Linked DNA regions of Mus musculus: region 2 is linked to region 1. A link is a contact called in ENCODE Hi-C or POLR2A ChIA-PET data. All regions are on one chromosome and are shown on one strand. The core of a region is the stretch at or near the end of the contact, and the rest is flanking DNA. Distances in the headings are between cores, read along the strand shown. Region 1 holds the start of Fam91a1 (family with sequence similarity 91, member A1). Region 2 holds the start of Zhx1 (zinc fingers and homeoboxes 1).

Region 1 (3,493 bases), core at 275-2,774:
CAAATTAGATTTATTATTGAAAATACAAAAAGGATGAATAGATTCATGCCCGGTTAACTGCTTTCAGCAGTTGAAATAAAGATTTGTAGGGATTTAAAAATGAAGATATCTTTAATTTTGTTACTTACATTATACTAGATAAAACGATTCTGAAGAATACTGTTTGTTCACATGCGAATTATGAAAAATGTAGGGGGTATTTATTTCACTAACTCTAAATGAACTTTCCTAAACTAAAGCAGGAGACAGAATATTTCTATGAAGGGTGTTCCTGAGGAATTCACAGGATGGTTCCAATAAACAGCCTTGGGCTGGGCCTGGACAGTTGGCCCAGCAGCTAAAATCACTTGCTTTTGTTTAGCAAAAAAAAATCTGAAATCCAACTTCTGGGCACCTGATATCTGATGCTCTCTTCTGGCCTCTGAAGGTACAAGGCACACTGGTGGTGCACACACACACACACACACACACACACACACACACACATGCAGGCAAAACACTCATACATAAAATAATACATTGTGAAAACCAGTGGGCTCTGCCATTCTGAGGGCTCTTGTAGCCCTGCCAACCTCACTTTCTTCTTCTGATAGGCCTAGTCGCTGTGGCAATGTTTCACTGACTGTTGAGGCAAGGGAATGATACATAGTAGACAGATCATACTTTTGAATACTGTTGCATTACTGGAGTTCAGAACATTTTAGCTACGTTGAGGAGGATCTCAGCAGGATAGGAAGTTACTGCGATCAGATAACCAGACCAATACACCTATGTAAGAGCAGTGTGTACCATAATAGTTTCAAATAATTAGATATAATGGCATGCCTCAGACTGGCCAGTTGTTGAGGTATGGATTAAGCGTCTTTAATGTTTTCAGTTCTTATCAGTAGTGTATAACAAAACATGACTTAAAAACATTGCTTTAAAATGAAAAAATAGACAAAGAACCACTGAAGTCTTGCAGTTAAATGAGTTTGCTTAGGAAATAAAATATACTCTGGAAGAAACCGTTCCCAAAGACCTCAGGAGAGCTGTAGGGATAACCATCCCAGTTCTGCGTTTAAAAAGGCGATCGAAGCAAGTTAACATTTCTGCACCTCAAATCCCTACATTTTAAGAATTTGGATCTTGGAAGGAGTCCAACGTTCTCCATCCCCAGGATACAGCGAATGCTTGGAAGGGATGACGCCGCTAGCGACTCTAGGCCAATGGGTGGGGGGGGCCCAGGCATACTCGGTGTTCTCTTGTTCGGCAGGGTGGCGAGAGTGGTTCTTTCATTAGAAGCGCTTTTGCTCAGACAACCGACAGAGCCATTGGAGACACACATTCGGGAAACTGAGTCACACAAACCCAGAGGTGCAGACCAGGGAGCCTCTGTCACCCCAATGCGCAGGCGCGGCTGGCTGGGCTCGGAGGGTCTCTGAGTCCCGCCTTCCTCGCACCGTTCAACCACGTGCGGGGGGTGGGGTGGGGGCGGAGCTCCACGCTCGGACCTAGGCCAGTGAGCGGAAGTGACGTCGGCACAGAGCCATTTCCGGCAGGCCGAAACTAGGAAGAAACTTGGAGCTGCCGAGGCGCGGGTCGTAGTTGGCGCTCCCGTCCGTGCCCCGTGGCCGGCGCCGCGCGGACCTGTGGGGGCCTGGCCATGGGGCGGCGCCGTGCTCGTGCGGCCTAGACGTGCGGGCTCCGCTGACAGGCCGGGCGCTCGCGGGCGGCAGGCGGCGTGGCAGCCGCGGCCGCCGCGGGCCTGGGCTCCGGCATCATGAACATCGACGTTGAGTTCCACATCCGGCACAATTATCCTTGGAGCAAGTTGCCAACGAACGTGAAGCAGGTATGGCTCCGCCCTGCTTCTCTGTCGCCTGACCTGCGGGCCGTCGGGGGGCTCGGGGAAACTGGGCGTGCGCTGTCTCCCAAGAAGGCTGGACGGGTGTCCCCCCGGACTCGCCTGGTACCTCGGCCTGCAATCTTTATTTTAATAAAGTCCCCGGGCCCCCAAACTTGAGAGTGGTGGGAGAAGGGAGTGCAAAGCGACAGATCACACGTACCTCCTCTGGAGCGTTTCTGGGGGTTAGGTTGCCTGCTTGGAGTTGCATGTGTAACTGAAAGCATTTAAAGTTGGCCCTGGAAGACCACTAAAAGTTACTAAGATGAGGAACGAAGGCCCTCCACCCCCGGGAAGAGGGAAGAGTACGTCTCCGGAGCTGTGAACAATCACCAGAGTTCGGAGACGTGTTCCGATCCACTTGGAAATGTTGGCTGGATGCGTGAGGGTGATAGCTGCCGAGGCTGACAGAGCAGTCAGGCCTGATTTGGAAGGGTACGTGTGTGGTTTGTGTTGTCGGACTTCGTCCTTTACACAGCCTGAGTTTATAAAGGATCAACGGGAGCATGACCCGAGGGGTTTTGTTTTTGTTTTTTAATCGAATGCTTACAATGAATGGTAGTTTTACTCAGTCGTGTTTACTGAGCATGCAGATAGTTTAAGGATCCTGCCTCCACGGAGAGTCTTTTCTGTCAGAGACAGAGTAAATGGACTGGTGAAAGAAAAGAACGGATAGGTGGTTTGAACTTTTACGAAGGCCTTGATGTGTGTGCTTACATGTATAGTATGTTTACTACATGCAATGCAGGGGTTCGCTGCCCACCGTTTCTAAGTTCCTCTGATTTCTGGTTTCTCTTGGTGGTGGGCAGCAGGTATACTTTTGGAATTATGGAATGGTGGTGGTAATGTTTTTATGATTCTTGTGATTTACTTTGAGTCCTAGTTCTAGAGAACGAGTTAAGGGTCTGGTGGACATCACGTGACAAAATACTTCTAAGACACCAGAACCCTAGGTGTGTTTCAGGGGCAAAGGTCTATAGGTTGTCAAAGATGTCAAGTTTCTGAAACTTGAAAAAAGGAACAAGTCTAAATCTTTGGGAATAAGTTCCTCTTAAATTTGAATGAGTTTAGCAGATAGTTTTTGTTCTTTAGATACATATGTTCTGAGACATATTTGAAGACAACTAGAGTAAATAGTTCATTTCCTTTTTAAATAGCTTATACCCAACTTAAATAATTGATTCTATTAGGATTGGCAAAAGCCTTCCCAAACTTAATTGTTATTAATACAATCATAGGACAGTGCTAAAACTTAAGTTCAAATATAAACTGATTAGTTTCTGCGTGTGAAACCACTGAAAGGCCCAGTTCTGAGTCAGGCTAAGTGTGGCCTTTGTTTCTGCAGACCTTCTCCAGCCTTCCCCTGGTGTCCTGAAGTTAAGGTCTACTTTAGATGACATCACCCTTCTGTCTGCTTTCTTATCTTCAGCACAGGACCTTCTCATTCTCTCCACACTACTCAGTAGTGTGGACTGAGGCAAGCCCAGTTTTCTACTGTCTGTCACTGTCTATAAACCCCCAAGTTCTAGCCCTCAGCTGTGTTGTCCCTGTGCTGTCGCCCCTCACACACATCACAGCTGTCACCCCACCAAGCTGCCTTTTCTGCTT
Region 2 (3,578 bases), core at 864-3,363, 340 kb before region 1:
AATTAGTATCTAAGATTGAGATGGTGGTACACACTTGTAATCCCAGCACTGACAAGGAAGAGGCAGGAGGACTGCCATGGCATCAAGGCCAGACTAGGCTATGTTTTGAAACTTCAATTCAAAACAAAATCTAAGATTATGCATTTTACTTTGCCTAAAATTAGTCTGTATACTTTTAAAATGCTTGGAGGATGGAGAGAGAAACTAAGATAAAAAATATTCATGAATGTCCTTTTCCTTATATGCCCTGTTACCCAACTACTGTCCCTGGCAGCACTCAGCCTTTCTTTCCTTCGCTTAAAATCTGGAATCAGAATTGCTTCTTTAGAAATAATCTATGTGCCAGTAGCCTTGTTTGAACAAACTTCTATTAATCCCCACTGCCAGTTTGAAATAATGACTTTTTCAAGGCATTTTAAAAAGAAACAGGTAATTACTACTGCATACAAATTAAAGTGTTAGGACAAAGACTTCTGAAATACAATGACCAGCACCACAAATAGAAAGGTGTACTTGTGTACCCCACAATACACAGTCTTTTCCTGGGGAAGGAGTGGTCCTTCCGGATTTTCATTTGCCATAATATTAATCTCCGAGAGAATTGCTTCTTCGAATTGCATGGAATCCCACCCTAAAAATGTCACAACTTCTCAATCGGCCTTTCTCATAATTTCCTCCTAAATTTTATCTCTTCTTGGTTTGTTTTGGTCTTGTCTTTTAGAGAAGGGTTAGTGACAGAAAAGTACTGTGAGCATTCCTACTTTATCTATGCTTCTTCTCTACATTCAGTTTTCCAATTGCTTTGCCCAGAGTAAGCTAAGGATAGCAAACAGAATCTTATTCTTCCGTTTGGTTCGTTTCTTACTGGTACCTTTGGAGTACCGAAACAAAGAATTCTAAGTCCCTCTCTTGGAACTTCGGTGTAAATACACAAGAAATGAGTCAGGGCTCGGCTTTCCTGCCATCAGACCCCAGTCCTTTTTATTCCCTCCTAGCCAATTCCCTTTAAGCCCCAAGGCTTGGAGTTTCCTCTGGTCCATCGCTCTCCCAAGTCTGCACTCCCGCTCCACTACCTAAGCAGAGACAAGTGTGTTTCCACCCTCTTTAATGAACTTCTCCCCTAAAAGCCTGCTCTTCCTCAAAATATACTTCGCACTATACTTCTTGGGGATGCAACTCCTGAGTCTTCTCTGCTGAGGTTTCCCGTTGCTCCGACCCCAAAGCCAGTGCGCTACAGTCCAGCCGGAGATCCTTGGCTGACTCTTCAGAGGGGGGCTGCGCCGTGTCCCCACGAGGTGGCCTCACGCCTCCGGAGGCCCAACGCTGGAGATCTTCCCCAGGACCCGCACGGTAGTTAGGGTCCGCTGTCCCAGAGACGTCCTTCCCCCCAGGGAGACCGGCTCCCCATCCCCTCTGCGCCCCCAAGTTACTCAGTGCTCTCCCAACCAAGGCGCTGGGGCTTTCCCTCCAAACCCTCCACCCAGAGCTCCGTCCTCGCTCTGACAACCCCCGAGAGAATCCGGGAGCTGCGACTCCGTCCGCCCCGCCGCGGGGCAGGCCCAGTTCCCCCCGGGTCCGATCTTGCGTGCCCCAGCACCGTGGGCTGGGTCCCGAAGAGGGGGGGGGTGTCTGTGTCCCGCTGCTGCCCCGTCCCGTGTCGCGCCAGCGCCCGCGCCTCTCGGCTTCCCTACCCGCCGCGAGTTCCTGCTCGGGTTCCACCCGCAACCGCGAGGCCCAGTCCCCAGCCCGCTCGCGCAGCTACCTGCAGGGGCCGCCTCGCCTCAGCGCCTCGCCGCCGCCATCTTGCATTTCAGAGCGACTGCACTTTTCAGGGAGTCAACTCTGACCCGTGAACCCTAACCCCGGAACCACTCGGAGGGCCCTCGCGCGAGGGGGCCCCCCACGGAGCTCTGCAGCCCGGCAGAAGCGCCGAGAGGCCAGGCCAGGGTGCGAGAGAGACTCCGCTCCCTGAACCCACAAGGGCCGCGAGGAGGAGCCAGCCGAGGCGGGGACGAGCCGGGCACCCCACTCGAGGACTCCGCCGCTCCTCTGGGATGCGACCCAGGCCGCTCCTCTAGAACCGGGCGCTGCGGGAGGTGTGCGCCGCCCCGCCCTCTGTCAGGGAGAGTCACGCCCCCTGTCAGGAGGGGGCCACGCCTCTGTCACTAGAAGCCACGCCCCGTCGCGAGAAGCTCCTCCTCCAGGGCCTGCGAGGCTCCGCCCCGTTCAAGCGATTGCTCGGCCAGCGGTCGTCAGAAGTCGGACCCCGCCTCCCGCGACCTCGGTCGCTTTCTTCCCTTGAAACTGCCTAGGTCCTCCGAAACCAACCCCATCTCTCCCGGAGCCGGCGTCCTAAGGCCCCGCCCCTCCCTAAGCCACGCCCACTGTCACTCTCGGCTCCTCCTTGGCAGCGCCCTCTGGATGCCAGCCGCGCCCCCACCCGCTGTCAACAGTCCCGCGCTCCTGTCAGCCGCTGCTCCGCCTCTTCCTAGCCCGAGTCCAGCAGGAGCCCCGTAGTTCCAGCTTTGGACGGGAAAAGTTAAGTGTGGCCCCACTTGGAGCCTCCCGCCTCTGCTTCCTGCTGCCGTCCCTCTTTCCCCGGAGAGCCACTGACTGAAGCCGAGCTCTCCGCAGTGGGCACCAGCCCCGCAGCGCGGCCAGCCGAGGACCTCAGCGTCTTCCCCACCTCTGCCCTTCAGCCCTCTCGTCATTGTTCCATTGAATATAACAAACGAGGGCGAAAGGAAACCACTCCGAGTGTTCGCTCCTGTACTCGCCGCTCCGGACGGACGTAAGAGAACTCTTTGGCGCCTGGATGTTTAGTCCCCACCCCCATTCCAGTCATGGACCCTTTTGTGTTTTGATAGCAGAGCTCCACCAAGCCACACCAGCCCGAAAATTTGCACTCTGCATTTACATGAAGGGAAGACCTGGCTGCTGATATCAACGTGCACAATATTTAGTTGCATCCTAAAATTCTAAAACTTGTGTATGCTGAGGCTTAATGGTCTCACCAGCAGAGGAACCCAACCCTGTCCCACTCTCGGCCCATTCTTAAAACAAAAATTAATAGCGCTCAAGCCCCTTGAAACTAAATTCAGAATGCAAACTACTTATACAAAGAATTTAAGAAATCAGTGTAGTTTTTAATAGAAAGTGGTTTAATGGAAAGTATTTATAATACAGTACTAACATCAGTAAAATAAAACAATGCATTCTCCACAATGTATTTAATACACAATGTGTTTAAATACACAATGTATTTATGTATCCCTCATAAGAAAAATACAAGACAAAAAGTTACACACACACACACCAGTTTATGCTCACCCCAAAGACAGTTCCAGGTCCACTGAGAATCCCAGTTTAGGATTTAACTCTGAACAAAGAAAATATTTTAAATTCAGATATTCAACCTTTTGTTCATGCATTCAACCATTTGCTTTTTGAGGACCACATGTGCCGGACACTAAAGGAGATGTAAAACTGAGTAAGGCCATCCTGTTGTCCGTTGGTATCTAAAAGGGATTGTTCTGGAACCCTCCATGATACCCAAATAGAGTGTTGTTCAAGTCCCT

The links. Hi-C counts contacts between places; a loop is a spot of excess contacts on that map. ChIA-PET counts read pairs that join two places held with the same protein, here RNA polymerase II (POLR2A).
Region 2: a loop to region 1 is called in a map of gastrocnemius, with 8 times the contacts of the local background. The contact joins the promoter of Zhx1 here to the promoter of Fam91a1 in region 1. A Hi-C loop is called at or near these places in 2 of 37 maps with a recorded cell type or tissue (gastrocnemius and heart). POLR2A ChIA-PET finds 5 or more read pairs at or near these places in 1 of 5 experiments (embryonic stem cell).

Annotation. Positions count from the first base shown.
Region 1 is chr15:58,413,944-58,417,436 of GRCm38, forward strand. Fam91a1 (family with sequence similarity 91, member A1) reads left to right here and starts at 1,525. Exons shown (of 24, transcript NM_145959.3): 1 at 1,525-1,834. The coding sequence starts at 1,763.
Region 2 is chr15:58,074,395-58,077,972 of GRCm38, forward strand. Zhx1 (zinc fingers and homeoboxes 1) reads right to left here and starts at 2,114. Exons shown (of 4, transcript NM_009572.4): 1 at 1,763-2,114.